Regions from separate parts of the Mus musculus genome. Here all the other regions are linked to region 1. A link is a loop called in an ENCODE intact Hi-C map of the cell type or tissue named here. Cell type or tissue: left cerebral cortex. All regions are shown on one strand. Region 1 holds the start of Peg13 (paternally expressed 13). Region 2 overlaps Kcnk9 (potassium channel, subfamily K, member 9). Region 3 overlaps Trappc9 (trafficking protein particle complex 9).

Region 1 (8,000 bases):
ATGCCTAGTGACATGGGGGCAGGGAGGAGATAGATTCAGTAGCATTAGTTGAGGGCTCCAAAGAGCTGACTGCTCAGAATGAATTTCCAATTCATTTGTCAATTTACCATATGTTCGTGGAGTGTTTATTACATGTCAGACACTATTTGAGCAGTCACCCTTTCCCTGGAGATCTGCAAATGAAGCCTGTGGGTGCTGTCACTAATTATCCCTGTGTCACTGAGTCATTGAGGAAGCAGGAAGCCTAACATTGTAGCATCTTTGTTGGAAAGAGGATGCACGCGGGGGTGGGGTGGGGTGGGGTGGGGTGGGGGTGTGGGTGTGGGGTGCTGCGGAAGGAAAGAAGGAGGAGGAGAGGGCCTCTTGCATTCCCTGTAAGCCATATTCTCACCAGTCTGGATGCCACCTCTTGCTAGCAGGGTAGAAATGATCTAACGGCTTTCTGAGACTCTGTGCAAGCAAGTTTAGTACATATGGGTTGGAGCCTTGTTCTAGTGTAGCACAGGTAACTGGCAGGACAAGTCTGGCAGAGGTAGCTATGGGAGCTTGAACTTGGTCCATATGGCTGCTTAGCACTGTTCCCCAAAGGCCTAGAGGATAGAAAGGAACAGAGCTTCTGTACTGTGAGGCTGTCTAAGAAGTACCACGTCAGCTTCTTCGTCAGGCAGTGCTGAAGTAAGCATTGCCCTCTCAGAGAGCAGGCGTGTAGCCTTCTTTCCCTCCAAACACAGCTTCACCAAAGCTGCCTGCTTCAGAGTTGTGGCCTTTAAGTAACTTGGCTAATAAGTCATCAGTGATCTATGGCCTTGTTGGGAGAGTCACACTATATGTCCAAGCTAGCCTCAAACTTGTTCTATAGTCCAGGCTGGCCTTGAACATGAACTTCTACTTCAGCCAGTGCTGGGGTGATAGGTGTGTGCCACCACACCTGGCTCTGTAGCTGCTGTAACTCTCCTACACCCCTTCCCACGACGAACCTATTATCTTCATAAATCACTGGAGGCCCATGTGTGTGTGTCTATAGCAACTGAGAAGTATCCTTGAGGAACACCTGTGTCTCCTTGATGTGTCCTTCACTTCATGTATCTCCCCCTCTCTAATGTCTTCCTTTCTTGACCTGCCCTTGCTTCTGGGTGCTCCCCCCAACCCCCGACATTCCCCAGGATCCACTGAGGAGGTCCAGTTGCTAGTCTGGCTTACACGTGCAGAAATAGCCCTATAGTATTGAATCCCAGATGCTTCTGTAAAAAGGAGGTTCCTAAACTCTCCTTAGTGGTCCAGAAAAGAACTGATTAGACCAAGAAGGGAGGGAGTCCCTGCGGTAAGCACAGTGGAGAGCTGCTCTCCTCTGCCATCAGTCTGCACTGGGACTCATGTAGGATTGGGAGAGGTGTAGCAGAGGGTTGTTGGGGGTCCTTTCACCAATATTGCTCTGGCTGTTTGCTTTTTCCCCAATTTCTTTTTTCTTTCTATTGGTTGTGTCCCCTTGGTAAGCTAGACAGCATGCTGGCTCTGAAGAAACATTCTGTATCCCACAACTCAATGAAATGGACACGGGGATCCAGCCACACTGTGCAGGTTGCAAAGAGCACCGAACTACCCCTCAAAGTGTATCATCCATGTAAGCGAGACTCACCTCAATGTCCTATGAGTCTCTTCTCCTGCTTCTGCTACTAAGAGGCTTGGCTTCCTCAGAAGGCCTCTCTGCGTATACAGGGCCTTTCCTTCCATCCCAGCTTTACCCTGTCATGATCCGAAGACTGAGGAGAGAAGTAAAACTGGCCCTGGGTAAAACCAAACCAAACCAAACCAAGGGAATATAAGCTTGGTTAGCACTGCAGAAAGTGTGTTCTTTGCACATCTATTCTCCTGTTTATTTGGCTTTCTGTGTTTTATTTAATGAGCACACATTTATTTTCAGGATATGCCAATGCAGCTTCTGACTTGACGCATATACAGTGTTTTCAATTTCACTGATGCTCAGGTTAGAATTTTCAATTAAACTTACACACATCTAGTACATCTTTTTTTCCCTTTATTTTCACTCATGTACTCTGGGGGAAAAAAAAAAACCAGTACTTTCAAAATTAAAGTTAACACGGGGCTGTAAACTTTGAGAGAAGCAATTATTTTGAATTATATTAGTAACCACACAGTTTGTCTTTTACAAGGCGGTGTGAATGATAGCAAGCTTTAACTAAATTCTATCATGATCTGAAGGCAGAGGCAAACTAACAATTAGCATATAAAACCCCGTGGAACAAAAGGAGCCTACTGTCAATCAAACAACCCCTGCAGGAGGCAATCAAAGATTTTATTGGGGTAAAATAACTGATAACCAGAATGCAGGAAGGCGACCCAACAAACATAGTTATAAAATTACCCTCCCCCAACACACACCCAAAAACCCCCAAAACCAAAAAAACCCTCCCCCAACACACATCCAAAAAAAAAAAAAAAAAAAAAAAAAAAGAAAGAAAAAAAAAAGAAAAAGAAACAAACACATCTCTACTCAATTTCTTAGGGAAGGTTCTGATTCCTAGCCTCTTGTTGCCTCATGTGTGGCCCTCACTAACATGAGGCTCTCCCCTGTGAATACTGAAGAAAGAAGAGGAGTGTCAGGGACACAGGGGCTCTTCCCTCGGACCATTGCGTGCGGCACCCTTCCCAGCGTGATCAACAAATAAAATGAAAATACTTTGCTTCCTTGCTACAAGATGCCATATTGCTGGAATATTTAGAAATATAAAAAGGTGGGACTTTAAACTTTCAGCTTTTGGTTAGAAATTATTAGTGCGTCACATATTGCCCTCCGGTGAGCCCTGGGAAACCCCGTTGCCCGGCCCTTCCTGGTAATCCAACCCAATGAGCTTCTTAAAGCTCATTTTGGAAGACATAGTCCTTATTGTTAGCAAATCGCACATGAATCGGGATCAAATTATTGGTTCGGCAGACCAGTAAGGGTACACTGGTCACCCTTGGCCTCTTGTCACTGGGGCACCCAGATTACCACTGCAAAAGGATAGTCCATGGCTCTCACAGTCTGTGCAACAGTGAGGCAGCCTGAATTTCCCTCACAGGAGGGGCTAAGCAGGGAGAGCTATGGGCAGGGCTGCGCCGCACCGCAATGCCGGATGTTCCCCATGCGCCTTCAGTGGACCCGGCTACGTTCCTAACATTGAGCATTTTTTGCTGCTGCAGCCTGGTTCTAGGTGGAACACCGTCACCCTGCAGACATAGTGGGACATTCATTTTTGTCATATCATTATTGCTTGGACACCCTCACTCTGAAGACCCGGCAGGGCGTCCTTAGGCTGTGGATCGTCACCCTGTGTGACAGCATGGATTATCCAGGTAGATGCTATACCACTGGGGCCGTGCGCCAGTCACCATTGGGGTACCCACGTTCTCTCTCTCCCCGTGCCCCTAAACCAAGGACCAAGAGTCATTCTTACCCGCTAGATGGCACCACAGAATGCATTCTTAAAGTGCATTCTGTCGCATTGCCACGCCTGCGCACTGAGATCCGCTGACTGCCTTGCTGCCATGGCCGCGGTGTACCGAGTATTTGTGTGGATAGCCTTCCCTGCCAACTCAGTGGAGCACCCTTAGGCTGCAAGTCTCCATCCAGTGTGGCTGCGCACCGATACCCTAAGGGTTGCTACCTCAGTAGAACCATTCTGATCAACTGTGGGGCCTCATTGTGTGGGCTGCCGGCCTCGTGGACTGGCGTTCCTACCCGGTAGAGGGCGCCGCAGAATGTGTCTCCACCGAGCAGATTGCCGCATTGCCGCACCTGCGCACTGAAGTCTGAGCGGACTCGCCCAGCAGACTGCGTCACAGCTGCCTGCATTCCAGATCTCGACAGACGTCTCTAAAGACTGCAGACTGCGGCACGGCTGGAAGCTGAGCGAACCCCTTTACTACAGCTCTGTGACCACGAACCGAAGAGGACCCGGTGGCTTGTTAGCCCATCTTATTGAGATTTTAGGCCTTGTGTGATAGCTCATCCAAGCGCTGGTGCTATGTAGACGATCATTGCCGCGGCTCTCCGGCCAGCTTCGGCTCTCCGGGAAGATCCGCGGCCTTTACTCTGAAAATGGTTGGATAGAAGACCTGCGACACTGCCGCGGAGCCGGGAGTTTTTCACTTGTGGTGGTGACCGAGGAATGGGCAAAAGGAGGCACAGAAAAAGCCCAGATATCTGTGTCGGTGCAGTTCGTGCGAGGATACCTTCGAGCGTTGAGATACCTTCGAGCACAGAACCCTGCAGCTTGCGATGCAACGGAGAGCTTGGCCGATCTTTTTACCCTGGAGACGCTAGCACAGAGGCTCGCCATCACCCTGTGGATAGGCGCATTGTGGTTGTAGCACAATGATGAGCCATGGAGGTCTCCACGCTTGGCTGGGACTTGGGCGTATGCCGTTACCCAGCCAACGCCTGTACAGCTCTTTGTTATCTTAATCCTGGGGAATTACATATATTTGTGGCTGCACTTCAGTGACTGAACGGATGTTCTTACCTTGGGGATAGAGGCACAGTGGAGCTGCGCACGGATACCCAACGAAGCAACCTTAGAGGGTGGATCACTTGAATGGTTTTGGTGGCGCACTAAGGTTCTGCATGATATTTTTTTTCCCCGCGGATGGTGGCGCAGCAGAGCTGTGCACAGATAACCTCAGAGTGCCTCACCCTATATGGCTGCTGCTTGCGCACTAAGGAATCAAATGGATATCCTTATTTTGGATGATGGTTTAACAGAGTCTGAACTACTTGGCGGATGCCTGCATTGTGGTGGCTGAGCACCAAGTGCCCGAGTGGATTTTAACCTGAGATGTTGGTATAGCAGAAACCCGTATTTGTGGATAAGTGCATCTTGACAGCTGCGTTTGAAAAGCCTAAGAGGATCTTATCCCGAGGATGGTGTTTCTGAGCATCCTTACCCTGAGTGTAACTACATTGTGACTGCTGCACACTAAAAATTTGGGCTTCTTTGATTTATTTATTTATTTATTTATTTTGCCCTAAGGATAAGGGCATTGTGAAACGTCCTTCCTTCCTTTGTGTGGTGGCTGTGTACTAAGGATCAGAGAAGATTTTATTCCGGGAATGGAGGTGGAGTATTTAGACCCCGCAGGCCACTCTGTGGCCATAGCTGCATACAAAGGTTGGGTATGGTAAGAGCGATCATCTTTACCATGTGGATATATACATTGCAGCATCTGGGCATTAAGGATCCAGGCTGATGTTATTTTGGAGCTGGTGGCACAGTGAGAAGCGTCCTTTTACTGTTCCATTGTGTTGGCTGTATACTAAGAATCTAGGCAGATACCCTTATCTTGGGGACGAAGGCACAATGGAGCGCCCTTGCCCAGATGGTAGCCTCATTGTTGTGGCTGCACATTAAGATCTGGAATTGTTAAGGCTGCGCCCATCACGGCTGCATCTGTTTCCCCAGGATCTGGGCGGGTCATTTTGCTCTGTGTGTAGGCAGAGGCACAGCTGGAAGCTGGATGGCCGACCTCAGCTTTGTGCAGCACTGTGTCACCTTGGAGCCCTGCTCACCCACTGGATTTCTCTTATTCTGTGAATAGTTGCATTCTTGGGTCCATACTCTACAGACTAAGAACGTGGGTGGGATTTCAAACCTGCCAACCTGTGTCACAGATGTATTTGTTTGTTCGGATCAGGGCACTTTATTCCCACAGAATGCCTCACAGCAAGGAGATGGGCAGATGGCTTTGTCCTGAGGGTTGGGGGATGACCCAGTGGAGCCTTTACTCTGTGGATAGCCACACTGAGTGGCATGCTAAGGACCCAGACAGGCTCTATAGCCATGCAGGCTTCGTCACAGCTGCATACACACAGCCAAAGCCTGGGGTGGCATTCTTACACCGTGGATGGTTTTCCCGAGGAGCTCACTGCACCTACTGAGTGGCTGCATCAGCACTGCTACCCTCAAGATGGAGGGCAGACATCTTTATGCTGGGGTTTATACAGCAGCACTGGGTTATGATAACTCAGAAGGGCATCTCACCTCTCTGTGGCTGCAGGGGTGGGTGCCATAGGCACTGAGATGACTTCGGCAGACATCTTTGTCTTTTGTATGGTGGTACAGCAAAGGTGTGAACAAACCAAGCCAAATTTCTGTCTGGATGCTGCTACATGTGGAGGACCCAGGAGTGCTTCCTTGCCCTCAGGAAGCCATGTTGTGTCCCATTCAAAAGGTATTTGGATTTCTGTTCTTTGTGACGACGGCACTGCTTTGAGTGAGCACCAAGGATGCCAGTGGAGGGTTTTACCCTGTGGTCAAGGGTTGATCAAGGACCCGGCCAGCAATCCTTATCTTACAAGGGAGCAGCATGACCTGATGTCACTGCCTTATAGATGGCTGTGAGGATCACCGATCCCCTTGGCAGATGTCCTTGCCCCAAAGACGGTGAAAGTGCAGAGCTATAGTGAGATTCCACTTGGGTGCCTCATGCTCTCATGGCTGTGGCTGTGTGGAAGAGACCAGGCAGACGTCCTTGCCACGCTGCTGAGGCACAGTGGAGCTATCTGCAGACAAGGCATCCTCGTTTGGGCAGCAGTGGCTGTGCACCGAGTTCCTGGGTTGATGTCTGCATAGGATGGTGACATAGAGAACCTGCAGACTCATTAACCAGTTGGCTTTCTTTATGCTGTGGCTTTTAGGATGGATGCTTCAGCTCCAAGGAAATGGTTGGGTATCCTTACCCAGCGAAGAATGCTGTACTTTGGGGTGTTTACTGAAGACCGGGCAGGTGTTTTTGTAACTCTGCCAACTGCATATATTGGATTATGGCTGTGTGTGTGTGTATCGGGGGGATGCACCAAGGACCCAGGTGTTTAGCCTTCCTCTTTGGATTGCAGCAGGACTCCCAGCGTACCCCAAGGACCACAGCAGTCTTGATCACATCGCTTGGGGAGGATCTGGGAGTCGTCTTGTTGGCTTGGGTTTGCAGCGATAGCTGCTGCTTGTGAGCAGTGAGGGACTCTCTGGGCTCCCACCCATCGGGGCTGCCCGATCCTCTCTGCCAGGCCACACTTGCAAGGATCTTGTGGCACACTCAGCTTTCAGTACTGACTGGAGGAGAAGGCTTCCGCACGGCCGGAGCTCCAAGGGGGCTCAGACAGGCCTACTTTCCAGCGTGCAGATCCTCTCCTGTACCCAGTCCCTTCAGAACTCAACCAGGTTCCACTCCAGTCTTCTCAGGATCCGTTAAAGAAAACACCAGTCTCGGATATCTCCGAGTCGTGTCTAACTCTTCTCTTTCCTCTCTGTGCTTAGCACTCTAGTACCTTCTGTCCTCTCTGTGTTTTTAATGTTCCCAGTGTTTAGCAGCCTTGGATTTACCCCTACCCCACCCCTGTGCCTTTACCCCCCCCTTCCCTCCCTTTGGCACTATCCTTACCCCATCTTAGCTGAACAGGGTTGTAGAGTAGATGGGAACATGCCCACCTTACTGTCTTTGTGAAAGCTTTTCCTTCTGAACTGCTTTTCCTTAGCTAGCTACAAGGCTGCCTCCTTGTCTCAGCCAGGTCTCTGCAGAACCATATAACCTTGATAACCCAGCGGCAAGGCATGTATTGTAGCCACACTCTTCCCTCCCAAGACGATTAGCTTGGGTTGCCTCCACAGCCCCCTAACTAGTTTCTAGTGTTTCCCCAATAGTCTGTTGTTTATAGTAATCCCATTCAAACCAAAGTGAGACTTCCCAGCTGTGCCTCTCTAGCTATTTAGAATAGACCCCACAGTCCTTACAATGGCAGGCAAGCTGTTTATGACCTGTCCCAAACCCTTCCCTCTGCCCCCACATTTGTCCCGCTCCTTCCCACCCGCTGGCATCTAGCCCTAGCTCATCCTAGCTGAAGAGGTTGAAGGAATATGTGGGTACATGCCCACCTTATTGTCTATAGCTATGAGGCTGCCTCCTCCCTTCCCTCCAACAGGCTTTGCTGACCTATAATCCAGTCAGTG
Region 2 (8,000 bases), 290 kb after region 1:
GTCTCTTCCTCTACCCCTACAACCATGAATTCATCTTCTGTCTCTATGGAGCTTGGCATTATAAATGGTATCCTGTGATACTTGGCCTTTGGAATCTGGCTTCTTCACTAACAGGGTATTTTGGGGGCTCACACATGTAGTGAGCATTAGCTTTTCTTTCTAATTTACAGCAAGATGCTATTCTACTAAAAGATGCCACACTCTGTTTGTATGTTTCTGGTTTTGAGGAGGTTGGAGATTTCTAGCTCTGGGCAGGAATGTGTCTATGTTCATGTATGTATACTTATTACCAGGATTCCTGCTCTTTTGGTTATGTTCTTAGGGCTGGAGTAGTTGGGTTTCATGGCAATTCTGGGTTTGGGTTTTTCTTATCTGCTATAGTGGCAACCTTCATATTCTCTGGTAGCCTGCTCCAGAGGAGGAAATGGTGCAATGGGAACCTCAAGGCTGGAGTGCAGAGAAGACATAAAAATAGTGTAATGAGACTGTTGAAGAATTAATGTACTGGTGTGGTGAAACCATGGCCCTGAAAGAGAAAGAAAAGGAATCAGGCTTTCTGGTAATTGTTAGACCAAAGGAATAGCATGGCCACCCCAGAGAAGAAACAGGATCTAGGTTCCACTCCAGGGCAGCTGATTTGTGATGGCCTCATCCCATCCTGGACTGGACACACATGTATAACACACATACATCCCCATTCTGGGCCCTGGAGAATAAGGGGTGAGAAATCAAGTTTGTTTGTCACTAGACATTGTGCCAGTCATGGATAGAGTGACCAGAGGTCCAGAGTTGAGCTCTCTGTGGCTCCTGTCTAGCATGGAAAGCACCTGCTAGATTAATGTTCTATGCAGGACCTTGGAGAGGGAATAAAAAAAAATTATAGACTTTCAGGTCTCCTCAAAGGAATATGAGAAGGGCAATCTCAGTGGTGTGGCTGTTTGGTGAGTCTGGGACAAGGTTTAGGTAGCCATATCAGGACATTCTGTTTGGGATATATGCACATTTATGTTTGTGGCACCTTTTGAAACACCAACTCTTTTATTACTTCAAAAACTCACTAATTTATTTATTTAGTATCTAGTGATAGTATTCATTTTGGACCCAATTTCTTATCTGGTGCTAGGACAGACATGCTGGGTTTTGTTTGTTTGTTTGTTTGTTTTGGCTTTTTTTGTTTTTTTGAGGGGGGGCAGTTTGCCTTGGGTCTATCCTTTTATTTATTTAAATTTGCTCATGTCTTTGAATTTTAGGTGTTTATTTTATAGAGAGCAGCATTGGATTGTGGCATTTGGGTTGTAGCTTTTGTTTTGTTTTTGTCTATCTGCCAACCTCCAACTGCTGATTGGAGTGTGTAGTTAATTTACACTTAATGTACTTACTGATCTGGAAGGTGTTAAATCTGCCATTATGCTGCTTGTGTTCTGTGTTCCTTTGTTCCTTCATTTCTCCATAACTGGTTTCTTTTGTGATAAGTAGACCGGAAAGTGTGTCATTTCCATTCTCCTGTTGCTTCTTTTGTGTTTTGAATTAGCTCCTTAGTAACTGCTCTGGAAATAACAATGGGCCTCTTTAAAACCAGCTAGTTGGAGATGATAGTATCTTACAACTTCAGTGGTTTACAGAAGTTTTTTTTTCCCCTAACCGGTCCATTTCTTCTCTCATTATTGTTGTACAAGTGAAATATTTATGTACCTATCTCTCATTGCTTTATAATTAAGTTGCTGCCTTCAACACTGTTTTATAAGTTAAGTGGTTGTCTTTTATACAGAAGGAGAAAGGGTATGAATAAAACCATCTGATGCTTTTATATATTTACACATGTAATTACCTTTACTGCCACTCTTTCATTCTTTTCATGAATTTGTACTACTGACTGTAGTTCTTTCATTTCAATCAGAAAGACTTTTAAAAATAATCATTGAAGTGAAAAATCTGCTATCAAAGAATACTTTTGGTTTTAGTTTTGTTTTTTAATGTAGGAATGTCTTAGTGTCTGGTTTTATTTTTGTTTTTTGTTTTTTGTTAAAGGAGGATAGTTTAGTTGGATATAAAATTTTTGATTGACTGTCACTTTCATTTGGCTCCTTGACAATGTCATTTCACTGTCTGAGAACATTTTAATTTACCTGAATTTGCAAGATAGTTTAAATGGATATGAAATCCTTGGTTGACATTTTCTTTCAGCATGTTGATCATGTCATTCCATTGTCTTCTGGACTCTGCTTTGGAATAAGAGTCACTCATGGACCTTATTGAGGAGTCCTAACAATGAGTTGGTTTTCCCTTGTTCGTTTTAACATTGCATCATTGTCTTCTTGCACTTACAGTAATTTAAATCTAGGCACTCATCCTTCTTGTCATTATGTTAAGCTTTTTAGATGTTCAGATCAACATTTTCATTAAAGTTTGAAAGGTCTTGTTTATTATTTCTTTAGATAATCTTTCTGCCGTTTTTACTCTTCCTCCAACTCTCCCAAGAGCATGGAACATTGTGTGTCTCCAAGGTGTTTCTTCCATTTATTTCAGTTCCCCCCCCCCCCCAGGAACATTTTATATACTTACGGATTTGAATAGTTTTGTTTACATCTATCCACCCATGCCCCTAACACCCTGAGATGAGAACCCATGGTGGCCATCTTAGTTTCACTGAGTATAATTTATTGGAACAAGGCAAGGAAGTAGAAGTGATCACCTAATAACATTGGGCATGCCATTGGAGGACACATCTCACTGGTATTAGGACAGAGTTCAGCCCATTTGCTGGCACTTCCTTGATTTCTCTCCTTTGCTTTTGGAATAAAACTTCCGAGGCCAGGAACTGTGTGCTTTTGGCCAAAACACAAATGACTGTTAGCAACAGAAGCAAATTAGAATCCAACACATTCCACATTTAGTCTATTTAGGCGAAGAAATTGTGGCGCCTCTACTTGAAGCTGATGAATTAAAAATGATGCTTATGAAGAATGCTATTGGCAATAGACTAGTGTTAGCATTTTTAAATAATTGCTTATGTGAAGTTTTCTCTCAGTCATGGAAAAAGTATTTAGGAATAGGATTTGGGAAACATAAGGAAATGTTCCCAGGTCTGAGCAGAAAGATGGTACATAGACATTCATCAGTTTTGATCTCTCTTCTGTTTGCTCTTGTTTCTTTCTATTATGTGAATTTTTATTCCTATAGCCAGTAACTTTTAAAGTGGAAAAGTCTAAAAAGCAAAAAGGACACTACAAATAATTGGAAGTGTAAGAGATAATCAGGATTGGGTGGGTGGGGATAGTTTTATCTCCTTTCTTGCTTGGGTTTTGATGTCTCCACCCCTACATGGTTAGATGACTTACCTAGGTTATATAGCTGAGACATGGAAGAAGTCCATTAGGGCTACGATCATCCATCTCTAACTGCTATCATGCAGCAATTATGGTTATCATGCGTCCCCTGGCAATGCCTGCCTCTACCCTTTGCTTGTGGTGTCTCGCGATGCTGGTTGATGGGAATCAGCTGTGACAGATGCACAAGTGTCCACCCCAGCAACTGTCATCCTTGCTTTTTGGGGGAAGGATATCAAGGACAATGTTCCACTTGAGCATGGTTTTCTTTCTGTGAAGCTTCAACCAAGAAGCTCAAATAGGTAGATGCTTACCTCTGGGGACCTTTCTGCCCCACCCTGGGAATCTATCCAACTCCTTGCCTTACCACAGCCTACAAAGAGACACTGCATCATAAACCAGCATATAGCAAGGCTGTAAACTTAAGTCTTCATCCGGAGGCTGGAAATCCAGTGCTCTCGTGGCTCTTTGGAGAGAGACACACAAGCAAAACAGAGGTCAGTGCAAATAATACAGGCTAGCTTCTAGAATGGACTTTTGTAGAGAGATCATCAGAGATGATATTGTAAAGTGTGGAGGTTTCCCTGTGTCAAGGTCAGAGCTTTGCTTACCTCTGACCACCCACAAGTCTTGCTACACTATAACTGGCCTGAAGCCATCTGAGCCTAACACTATTAGCTGAGGGAGGGAATGTACCTCTTCCCACTGAACCATCCCAACCCAAGTCCTGGTGGCTTCCAACTATTACTGATTTTCTTATCCTATCACAGACTTCTCAAACATCAGCCAGCTTTCTACCCTTATTTTTTCTTATGAGTCTTTGATTTGTCTCTCCACATTTTTTTGCAGAGATTTTTGGATGGTGGAGAATACAGGAAAGCGTGGCAGAAGGGAAGGTTTTATGTGGGTGCAACAAGAAGACCAATAGGAGAACCTGGATTTCCTGACCCAGGGGGACAATGTGGATACCTCATTTGCACTGTGGGTGTGGCTGACAACGGGGGATAAATTAGGATCAAGGCCCAGATCAGCCTGACATGGGAGCTTAGGAAGCTATCATGCTAAGCCCAAGATCATGAACACTACCACATCCATGTAGAGGAGAATACTGGCTACCTGGAAAGGGCCCCCTGTTTCCCCCAGGAGATGAGTTATTGTGTGTAAAAAGGTTTTAGCTTAGTTCCTGGTACCTCATGCTATTAGTAAACACTGGTCATTACTAGTTTTATTTTTTATCTCTGCCAACATTCCATTGACTGATGATACCTTCTGAGAGAAAAAAAATCCACCAGGTAACATATGTTTTGCCAGTAAAAAAAAAGACACTTTAGTGACTTTTTCTCGTGATTCTTGGACTCATCCCAGGAGGGAACCTGGGCAGGTGTCAGGACCTATGCTTGCATTCATGCTCTGCAGTGACAGATCACCCGCCAGAGGGCACCCTTGCACCTCTGGTGGCAGGCTGAGAGAGACCACAGGCCAAGGCTTCCACCATTCTGCCACCCTGTGGACTCTTTGTGGACAGCATTTCCTCCGCTGCTTGTAGAAAGTAAGCTAGTGTGGAGGAGAGCCCCCATCCCCCTTCCTTAAAAGCAGGGTGAGAGGCTGTGAGTCCAATCCTGTATGGAGGAGGATAGGGAACGCCAGCTTTTCTTCAAAGCATGGAGATGCTGTGGACCCAAGTCTGAGATACTTGGGGGCTGAAATGTGTCCCACCCCAGGCATCTTCATGTTTGGCATGAACTCACATCACAGCCTGGGCATTGACAGGTGCCTCAGCAGCACAACATTGCCCTGTGAGACAGGGTTTTGTGGCCCCTTTACAGATGGGAGACATCTCAGCCCTTCCCTTTGCCCACTTTCGATGAGAAATTCATGCTTTGCACACTTCCGTGTTAAAAAGTGTATTTGGGGTCCCTTTGTTCCCTTAAGATACAAAGTTAAAAGAAGCCTGTTTCTCCACCCCCCGCCCCGGGAATCAGGAAAAACACACATGAAGGGATTTCCCTCTGCAGAACACAGAGGGCCCTGTGAATAAGCAATGGCTTAGCATAGAATGCCACAAACATTGATACCTTCTTCCAGAGGAAAGACTAAATGCAGGAAAGCATACTATAAAACGCTAGATAACATAAAGAGATTGCTTCACTTCATGTCCTTTTTACAGAAAAGGGAAGAAAGGTTTAGAGAATTAATTTAGGAAGTTACAGGAGGATAGATGGGAGGCTAGCTGCATCATGGGCTGAAGTAGGAACCATCTTGGAAGCACAAGGGGCCAAGGTTAGCTCCCTTCCCTAGCATATCTCTTCTCAAAGCCACCCTGAGTCATTCTTTATTGGGATTTGTGCCTGTTTTAATCCCTATTGTCAGAACCCCCTTTCTGCCATTTATAAATATTTTACTCCTCTCCAGCAGCAAATTCCCCCAACACAACCTTCTCTATGCACTGCACCCTTAGCTGGCACCAGTAAGCAGTCACAGTAAACATGGCAAGCATAAAAATGAGGCTGGAGAATGGAGGATACTTGTTCTCCCTAAGGGGTCAATCAGCTTCAAGACGAATTGGCCCGCTGTAGGGACCAATTTTGACCTCTGGGCAAGACTGCATTGTAGTGTGAACTCAAAGATGGCTTTCGAGAGCCTGGAGTGGTAGCACATGCTTGTTATCCAAGCACTTGGGAGGCTGAGACAGGAGGATTTCTGTAAATTCAAGGGAAGGTTATGTAGTGAGTTCCAGGGCATACTGTACTAGAGAGTGAGAGCTTGTCTGAATTTAAAAAAAAAAAAAAGCTTCTATTGGAGGATTTGGGGAGCACTCTTTGAACTATCCTTGAAGAACATGAGTGACAGATAAGGGGACCCAGCACTCAGCTTTTGAGTCATATGATGCTATGTTTATTTCCTACATTAAGTATATCCCAGGTAGAACTGTTAAGTGCTTATTGAGTCCACCATTATTATGTTACATCCCAGAGAGTCTCTGTCAACTGACACGTGGGATGATGATGTCTCTAGGTAGACTGTTGGGCAAATCTTCTGAGACCAGAGACCTAATAGAACCTACCCAACCCTGTTCTCCCTCCCACTCCTGTTTCTATTCTACCCACATTCCTCTGCTGTAGTTTGTCACCTTTCCAGAAGATGTGGCCTCATTCTCTCTAGTCCCCAACCCTTCCACCCCATCCATTGGTGTCTGCTCTGCAGGTGAGCTTCGTGCAGGGGGGAGAGGAAATAACATCTGTGCATTTTATATTTCTCAACACATGATTCATTTTTTTTCCCCTGAAGTCCTAAATTTTCATCTGCTGTCTTCTTTGGGGGAAGAGCTCCCTCCTCCAGTAGGTATGCTGTGCTGATCTGATGGTGTTGCACTCTCCAGCTTTGAAAAGCTGAACATGCAGATTGTTTCCTTAGGACAGGGGATTCTGGGGTAACGTTTTTTTTCCCCCTGACTCTTTATTGACATGGCTCCAATTGCTTCTCGGCCTTCATTGTTTATGGTTAGATATCAGTAGTCTAAGAGGTGTTGGCCTTGCAGAATCAGTTGTGTCATTTTTTTTTCCTGTCTGCCTTTCAGCAGGTCTCTCTTTAGCTTTCTTTTTAACATCACTGGTGTGTGGTTTTCTTTACATTTATCTTTCTTAAGTTTGCAGAGATAACCAACTCTGTCAATCTGCCTTTTACCAAGGGTGGCTGATTTGAAGCCACTATTTCTCTCATTTTCATTTTATCTTTCCCTCTAGAATATCTCCTTGTCCCTGGAGCTTTCTGTGGTGCTTATTTTCAATCCTTTCCTCTCTTCATTCTTCACACTGGGTTATTTGTATCAAAATATACATTGAGGTCCTTCTCTGCTTTTCTGCCTCCCTACTCTGGCCTGGTTCCAACTTTGCATCATGCCCTGTATCTACCTTTGTAATGGACGAGGGGTATCTGAAACAACAGAGTTCAGTAATGGATGGGGTGGAGGGGTTGGGGACTAGAGAGAATGAGGCCACATCTTCTGGAAAGGTGAAAAACTACAGCAGAGGAATGTGGGTAGAATAGAAACAGGAGTGGGAGGGAGAACAGGGTTGGGTAGGTTCTATTAGGTCTCTGGTCTCAGAAGATTTGCCCAACAGTCTACCTAGAGACATCATCATCCCACGTGTCAGTTGACAGAGACTCTCTGGGATGTAACATAATAATGGTGGTATGTGACCATGAGCATGCCACTTGGGGAAGCATACATGTCACCTTCCTTGATGGGGCAGGGTTTGAATTCTAGCCTCCAAATTCCCAGTCCAAACACTCTCCATGATATATTTTTCTTTTTTCTTTTTTTCTGGGCAATATTCATTTCAGAACTTGTACTAGAATGAAACTGGTACTGAGGTCTTTGAGGGCTGTGTGTTCTCTCTCTATCAAGGTTACCCTTGATACAAGGTTAAATCCTATTACCAGATCAACTTTCTACCTTAGAGACACTGCCTAGGTGTGGGGATACATCCCTGAACAAAGTGAACAACAGAAAAGTCCCTCCTGCTCTGCCATGACTTCTTTCAATTTTGACTCTTGCTTTTAGCCTCATTCTTGGTAGACAAAAATACCAGGCTCCGGCTCTGAAGATGTGATATTAGTTCACCTGCTAAATCACTTATTGGCTTTCTTGTTTGTGGGCTTGGAGTCATTACT
Region 3 (8,000 bases), 53 kb before region 1:
GACTTGAAGCACTGGAGACTACTTCCAGCACTCAGTTCATACTGTACTCACACTTACAATGTGACCTGAAGGCTGCCACCAGGGCCAGACTGACGGAGGCTTTGTAGTCTTCACGCCCCAGAATTACGGTTGCACTTACAGCAGACTGCAGGGAGGAGACTGGAACCTGCTGTTGGGAAAGCTGAGACAAGACATGAACTTGAACTTTGTGCTTGGAATGGTTTGGAGTGGGGCAGAAGAAGGTTGTGGCAATGTGATTGACAGGTCTTAGGGACCATTAGGCCAAGGCAGGGGAGATTCTGTTTTCATCTGGTGGCTCTGGAGGGCGGGGCATGGTGGATGTGCTCATTCTGCAGCTGTCTGCAGCTGCCGTGCTACCCAGGCAGGTCTTAGAGGGCAGTGGCTGCTGTCTAAATGAGTGTGAGCCAGAAGTAGACATAGAACTGCTATCCTTGATAAGGGAAGTTTCCCTAAACTGAGGCAGCCACTCAAAGGAGACTCTGGAACAGGAAACGGGGCTACTGCTGCAATTTTGCTGACCCCTGTATCGGAGGACTTGCAAAGATGCTTGGGAGAGACCAAAGACGAAAAAGACATTACAGAAAGCAAAGGACAGTCCGTAGAAACAGCACAATCTAGGGAGGGGAACGTGTAAAGAGTTTGCTGAATTTACCAGTGTGGTATTTTATGACCTGACCGGGTTACTAGAAGTTTCATAGGCAAAAGACGCTTTATGTGTTGAATGGTCACCGGGATGAAGAAGCTAAGCACGAAGCAAAGCCACTCACTGAAGTTTGGTTTCGAAAGTTAGGAGAGGGGAGTTTTAGAAGTGTGTGGCTGAGTCCCCGTCGTCGCTGCTGCTTGGAGCCTCTGGCTCACGAGCCCTGCGCCCTGAGATGTGCATGTGAGGTAACTGTGCTGCCACAGACCTTGATGAGGGATATTTAAAGGGTGCGTCCTCCCTCACTTCTCCATTTGTTGTGTTCATTAAGAATTTAAGTTAGCTGCTCTGCTTTTTGTTAAGGTATTTTTAGTTTCTCAAAATTTCTTTGCACTTGTTAATTAATCCTAAAATTAATCCTACGTCCTCTTTTTTTACTCACCCCCACCCCCACCCTGCCGTAATTTCCAAGTCAGCTCTCTTTTTGCCTGTTTCTTCTTGACCCAGAGTTAATAGGTTTTTGCACCAACCTTCTCCATTCTGAGAGGTCTGAATTGGTAATTATAATCTGAGTGCCCCCTTCTCCAATCCTTGAAAGGAGATTTATTGAAGGCGGGGCCATAATGACTAACGGCAAAGCTTGGTGCATTCTGTATAGATAGCCAGACCCATCTGGTTTTCAGGACTCAGACAAGTCCCTTGGGGTTGACTTTCATTTAAGCATTTGCTGTCCCCGCATCCTGCCGCCCACATCCTTCCTGCCGTTTCCCCCCCAGCAAAGCCACCGCTCATTTGGTGCTTGATTTGGTGCTAAAATGGCATCCGATGAGGCTTAGAGTCTGCAGGGTGGTAGAGAGGCAGCAACACCCAGAGGGTCTGACACCCACGAGCTGGGGCTGCTTCCTCTCCACTGTGGGCACTGGAAGAGAGTGGAGCCATCAGCCCAAGCTAGGAAGGCAGCCACTGTGAGACAGGCCACTCCTTTGTGCTGTAAGGAGACACTCAGGCAAATCTGAGTAAGACATGATGATTCTGTGTGAAGATGTTATAGTGAAACCCATGATTTTGTATGTTAACTAAAAATATTTTAAGAGTTGGATAAAATTCTGGAGACATTGTGGTTACAATACCCATAATACCAGATTTACCCATCACCACATTTAAGTGTGCAGCCAAGTGGCATGAAATGGTCATACTGCACTGTGGGTGCCATTGCTGTCTCTTGCAGAACTCCATTATATTAAACACCCTCCCCATTTAATTATTTTGTAATGATAGTGCACTACAATGTAGCCTCTGATTCTTACTCATTCATTAAATATTCATTGACTGCCTACCTATTAAGGACTGGACTTAGCTCTGGGAATGCAAATCAAGTGAGTTAGGGACTATCTTTAAGGAACTGAGACTCTGGCAAGGAGTACAGCAGTGAAGATTCACTACCAGCCTCTGTCAGGGTTCTTGGGACAGCACAGAAGCAGAGCAGCTGGTCCCCTGGGGAGCCCAGAGGAGCCATGTGACTGGGGATCAGATGCATGTATAGAGAGGTGCAGTGGGCCATGGCTGTCTCTGCAGGGTTCATTTGATTTTTCTTAACACAGGAAACTGGAAATTTGCACTGTTGTGTTTCCTCTGGATCCTGCTGGTCCAGTACAGCGCCGTGTGGTACAAGTGTGTGTCTAACGAGAGAGGTTGCAGCTCACTGCAGATAGGTGGTGTTGTGGCCTAGCTGCTATCCTTGTGGTGTGCATAGGATTGGGGTGTGGCTCAGTCCAGAGAAGGCACATCACCCAACGCCTTTACCTCAGATTCGAGGATGCCAGGCTTAGATGTCAGGAAGGCCTTCTAGGCTCTGTGTGTGTGGTTGCTGTGACCATCATGGCAGCCTATCCCATGATGTGTGCACTGTTTCTGTGTTTCTTCGTGCTTCCTCTCCTCCTCTCTCTGTCCTTCTGAGGCTTAACCTTGCCCGGTTCAGATCGCTGTGTCTAGTGTGGCTATATATGGCCCCACTGAATGATGTTGCATTTCGGACAGTGAGGACCCGAGAGCAGATTGCCTACTGCTCTTTAGCCTTGTCATCTAAGGCAAGCCACGTGATCTCTTTGCGCTACAGCTTCTGTGGGTCAGGACCAGATCGGATTTCCCTCGCTGCTGTGTAAGCAGAGGTAGCATATGCAAAGTGCCTAAGCTCTGGCTTAGTTCTGAGGGGAGGACAGAGTTGTTCAGGTTCATGCTTTGCTTGAGATACAAGGTTCCTGCACTGTGCAGCTGGTCAGCCATTAGCCAGGAGATAAGCCATCGGCACCTCTGCTCCTCAGCTTCCTCCTCTATGAGTCAGGGATAGTAAGAGCTGCACCTGACAGAGCCAGGATGCTCCTCTGAGCACTGGACACACACGAAGGGACACAGTGAACACTCCACACTCAGAAAGCCACCACACAGCCTGGCATGTGTTTGGAGTCCTAGGAACATTTTCCCCCGTGGCTCTTGTTTCAGAAACTCAGGGTGGTGTGTGTCTCTGCCTGTCTGCCTCCTGAGCTTTAAACTTAGGGCAGGGGCATTGGGAACAGGGCCATCATGCTTCTGTTTACAGGCCTGTTTCCTCAGGCTTGCAGGGATGGAGGCAATGCAGCAGGCAGGTACCACACTGCACTGCAGTTCATCATCTTACCACACAGGGCTGCCTTTCCTTATAGAAAGCTCACAGAAGGTTTAGGTGTGCTGCGCACCTTCTAGAAGGCTCTCTCAAAATGAGGATAAGGTACCTGCTTTGCAGTTTCCATCCCTTTCCATGCCTTGTATTTGGCAGCCGTTGTGTTTACAGAGCGAGAATTCTAGCTTCCTCCCTTTCTGTAGCAAATGGCTTGGGTGGAATTCTGAAGAGGTCCTAGCCTCCTCTCTGAAATGCTGCTTATATATTATTCCGTATTCTTCCTCCAGGCTGAAGGTGGACATGACTCAGAGGCAGGTGGGAGGCAAGGCTTTGCAGGGGAGACACCCACAGTTCCTAATAACTCAGAGACCGACCGGTAGAATAAGGAGAAGAGGGTATAGATTTTGAAAAACAGTTCAAGAAACTTGTTGAGGTCCTTTTGCATGTAAGGCTGTTCTGGGGATTCTGCAGCTAATGACTGCAGGGTGCCCTGCCCTCCTGCCTACCTTCTAGTGAGAAGTAGCTGAGGCCTTTAAGATTTAAGCATTTTTTAATAGGGGATTTTTTTTTTTTTTTAGGTATTGGAGAACAAAAGAGAAAAGGCGGGGGGGGGGGCGACAGAGAGGGAGTCTCAGATGGCTGGGGTGGGTTACCATGCTGGGGAGATTGAGTGGTTGGGGCCTTCAGCTCCCAGACCGGCTTCAAGCTTCACAGTTCTATCCCTGAGATAGAAGCTACACAGAAGACAGAGACTGTTTGTCCACGCTGAACCGTTAGTGTTAGGATGTCACCTAGGTGATGACAGGTGATCTCAAAGTGGCTCTTCAGTGAACAAATGATTTAATGTGACAGCAGGCTGTCACCTGGCTTTCTTGAAGTATAGTTGGCTAAGCCGTGAAACCGTGAAGTCAGTCTCTGCCTGTCATTATAGGAGGAGAGGCAGGAGCAGCATAGGGTCATGCTTGGTGCACAGCAGAGAAAACCTCAGTCCCATCCTCCCAGGACCATGTGCCAATCACTCCGTGGCAGCATCTTCCCGGATTCTGAATAGAGGCCCCAATGGGCTGCTTGAGAACCAGAGTGGCCTGGTACCAGGTATCTGAGAGTAAGTAGCCTTTTGATTCAAAAATAAACATGCAAGCTCACAAAACATGTATCTGCTCTCTCATTGTTGTAGCAAACCCAGTGGCTGGAAACAACACAGATTTATCATCTTGTGGATCTGAAGATTGTACTGCTCGGATGTGAAGAACTCCCTGTGGGATTGTGTGCACTCGAGAGTGTGCATGTGTGTGTGTGTGTGTGTGTGTGTGTGTAACACCGATTCTCTTCTCCAGCATCTAACCAGACCTCCCTTTCTGACTCAGAGCCCCTTCCTCCTGCTACAAGTCACCATGAACAGCATGATATTTTCAGTCCTGACCTTCCCGGCCTCCTTCCTCTCCCAAGAACCCTGGCAATGGCATTCCAAACCAACCTAGATAACCTTCACTGGTCACTCCTGCAAAGTCCTTATGTGTCATGGTACACCCTAATAGGTGCTAGAGACTGGAACACAGATATCTTTGACATTTTTTTTTTAGCCTATCACCATGTATTGACCCACACGGTTCGGCAGTTAGTTTACCTTGAGAAATAAGATAGGCCGGTGTACAAAGCTGCGTGCATGATGTTCTCGGCCGCAGTAGTATTTATAAAGCCAGAGTTAGTAGATGCAACATAAATGCCCCGCAGTGACGACTTGATTAACTGATGATGATCTGTCCGTGTGACACATGACCAGTAAGGATGAAGGTCTAGGAAGACGTATTTTAGTGTGGAAAGATATCTCTGACTTAAGACACAAAGGGCAATTCATAAAACAGAACAAGGACGTGAGCTGACTCTGACAGAAAAACGCCTTTGTTCAGCATGCACTGGGGGAGCCCAGGGAACACGGCAGGGGCATGTGTGCAGGGGCAGGACGCTAAGCTGGCTTCTTACTGTATGGATTTTACACAAGAGAGAAGGAGATTAAATTTAGTGGGGAGGAATCAACAGGAGAGTGGCTGATTATTAGGTTTTCCTTTGAGGAGCTCTCTTCACCCCTGCCCTTCAGGCTCTCCCTTCCCCCCGCCCTGCCCCCCACATGGCAGCTGTGCCCAGTGCTCCTGCCTGCTGGCTCTTCTCATCTGTGCTCTTCCCAAGCTCACTTCTCCATCAGTCCTGGTGGGCTCCTTATCCCTCCTCTGCCCACCTGTCCCAGGGGAGAAGGCAGGCAGGCTCACTCGCAGAGGGAGTGTGTCTCCAGGCTGCTGCAGAGTCTTGGTTTCATGCCTGCATTTGGAGCTGGGTTTTTACAGTGTGTGTGTGTGTGTGTGTGTGTGTTTCTCTGCTTTCACGATTTTTTTATTTTTACATTTTCTCAGCCATCTCTCTCTTCTAGATCTGCCATGACAGCCCCCATATCAGATTGGTGACTGTGTTCCTTCATCCCTGATTCTAACTCTCATACTAATCCCTACCCTCTTGCTCTCAAGGCTGCTGACAATGGGGAGGAAGCTGAGGTTGGCCTCTCAGCCCTCCTTTCTCATGGGCAAAGCTGGATTAAAGTGGGTTTCTACTGCAGATTTAGCCGTTGCCAGATTTCTATAAGGCCTCTTACTTGTATGCTAGAAAGAAAGCAGATTAAACACAATTTGTTAATATTTTGCTTGCCATGACGACAGAAGAAGCCTCATGCAGCACTTTGTGGCCCTCTTTCCAGAGAGCACTGAAGCCTGTGCCAGCTATAGTGCCTGTGTCAGCACCTTTTTGCTGTGCAGGGGTAGGTGTGAAGTTGCATACCGCTGAGCATCAGTTAGATGCAGTGCTTGACCCTCCTTGCGCCCCAGCCAGGGCTGCTGGCTTAGTGTGTTTATCACTGAGATCAGAGAAGTCATATGATAGAGGCCCTGGGTATATATATACAGCACATATTTAGGGCTTCCTGCAGATCAAGCCCTACCATTGTCCCGCCTACACTGACTTTTGCGCCCGTCAATTAGCAAGAGAGTGAATGGAGTCTTGAAGAGGTGAAGGGTGTTATCCTTCGGCCAGACTCACAGGTCCAGACCTGCCGGTGGCCATCTCATTGTGCTCGGAGGGTTCTGACTACTTTGGCCATCTAAAGGGTGTGTGTCCTCACACATGGTAAACGCCAGTGAGCTGTTGTAGAGGTGTGCAAATGTCTCTGCAGACACCTGGAGTCTTTGCCGCTTTGCTGTCTCTTTCTTTGTTCGGTGGTTGTTTTCTCTTACTCTTTTGGCCGACAAAGGAGGGAGGTGCGTGTTAGCAGAATGAAGCCCTTTATCCGTCTGCGCTGAAGGACTCCATATCAGTACAAATAAGACTACCCTTCGGATTTACTAGAGCAGTTTCTCAGATGCTCAGCTCTAGAAGTGGTCCTCGCAGACATCCATGTATTCCTCTAGGTTGTCTCATGAGTCTTCCCTTTCTCCCAGAGCACAGGGATCATAGCCATGGCCTTCATTTGATGATACACAGTGATGGCGGTACAAGCTCTTTGATGGCTCCCTCTTTGCGTGTCTGTGTTGGTCTAAGGCCTCATGCACTACAGCCTCCCTGGGCCATGTTCACAACTTGCTGCTCTGAGGAGGGCATGTCTCCTTAGGATGTGTGAGTGAGATGAATGGATAGAGGCTTCTGATAGGGCTGCAGGACCACACTGGGACACAGTCAACACATGACAGAGCTCTTTCTCTAAGAGGTAGACATGAGAGTCAATATGCACTGAGAATAGACAGGTTTGCTTGGTGCCTTCCGTGTCAGCTGTATGCTGTACCCAGGTGAGCCATGGTTTCTTTTTTTTCCTTTTTTTAAAAAAAAAAATTATTATTTATTTATTTATTTAATGTATATGAGTACACTGTAGCTGTCTTCAGACACACCAGAAGAGGGCACCAGATCTCATTACAGATGGTTGTGAGCCACCATGTGGTTGCTGGGAATTGAACTCAGGACCTCTGGAAGAGCAATCAGTGCTCTTAACCACTGAGCCATCTCTTTTAGCCTATGGATTTGTCTCCCGTAGGGGAGACGACGTCTGTAGACTCAGTAGTCCCATTCAAGCGATGTGTTATTTCAAGCTTGAGGAGTGTAATTCTGAGCGGCTGTAGACTGGCCTAGTCTAGGGTATCTCCTCATTTCCTGAGGAGGAAAGTGCAAGCTGAGAACAGACTGATGAGTAAGCTCTAGCCCTGGCAAGAGAGGCAGAGTGCTTGGGGCGGGGCCACGACAGGAGGCGGGACTCTGTCAGCAGAGCAGTGAGAGGCTGGGGGAGGACTTGAGGCCTGCAAAGGAGGTGGGGCTAAAGGAACAGACTGGAGGGCACACCGCAGGTGCAGTGCTAGGTCAGAGGGCCATTTAGCAGGGTGGTTAGACTTCAGAAGTGCCGAAGAGCAGAAGGTGGCACATAGTGGTGTGTGTGGAGGGGTGTCGTAGGGTGTTCCTTACTGGGCACTTGGTAAAGTGTGTAGGATAGGATCTTGATAGCAGTGGCAGGCTAGAGGTGACCAGGACTTCAGTGTTAGGTTTGGGGCTTGAGTTACTTCTAGACACTGTTGACAGGCGTCAGCTCTAGAAGTAGATCAAGGGCCCAAAGACCAGGTGTGAGGGGACGATTCATGGCTTCCAGACAGATGG

The links. A loop is a pair of places that touch in the nucleus more often than their neighbours do. Peaks named below come from ENCODE experiments on the same cell type or tissue, not always from the same donor. Only the 100,000 strongest peaks of a DNase experiment are listed, where the experiment ranks them.
Region 2: it touches region 1 in a loop (3.0-fold over the local background); 2 of 42 quality-filtered maps call a loop at or near these places.
Region 3: it touches region 1 in a loop (2.3-fold over the local background); 6 of 42 quality-filtered maps call a loop at or near these places.

Annotation. Positions count from the first base shown.
Region 1 is chr15:72,805,838-72,813,837 of GRCm38, reverse strand. All of the region lies in intron 16 of Trappc9 (trafficking protein particle complex 9), which reads left to right. It overlaps Peg13 (paternally expressed 13), which reads left to right and starts at 3,514. Exons shown (of 1, transcript NR_002864.2): 1 at 3,514-8,000. In left cerebral cortex, CTCF peaks have their summits at 3,497 (motif pointing right) and 4,620; DNase peaks (open chromatin) are centred at 3,491, 3,809, 4,690, 6,542 and 1 more place; H3K4me3 peaks cover 5,501 bases; H3K27ac peaks cover 2,643 bases.
Region 2 is chr15:72,513,996-72,521,995 of GRCm38, reverse strand. The region is part of intron 1 of Kcnk9 (potassium channel, subfamily K, member 9); the gene reads left to right. Among named protein-coding and RNA genes, the nearest start is that of Gm24390, 27 kb to the right of the region's middle. In left cerebral cortex, a CTCF peak has its summit at 4,781; a DNase peak (open chromatin) is centred at 4,793.
Region 3 is chr15:72,859,074-72,867,073 of GRCm38, reverse strand. All of the region lies in intron 16 of Trappc9 (trafficking protein particle complex 9), which reads left to right. Among named protein-coding and RNA genes, the nearest start is that of Gm41343, 31 kb to the right of the region's middle. In left cerebral cortex, CTCF peaks have their summits at 2,331, 3,325 and 7,235 (motif pointing right); DNase peaks (open chromatin) are centred at 3,513, 5,231 and 5,686; H3K27ac peaks cover 323 bases.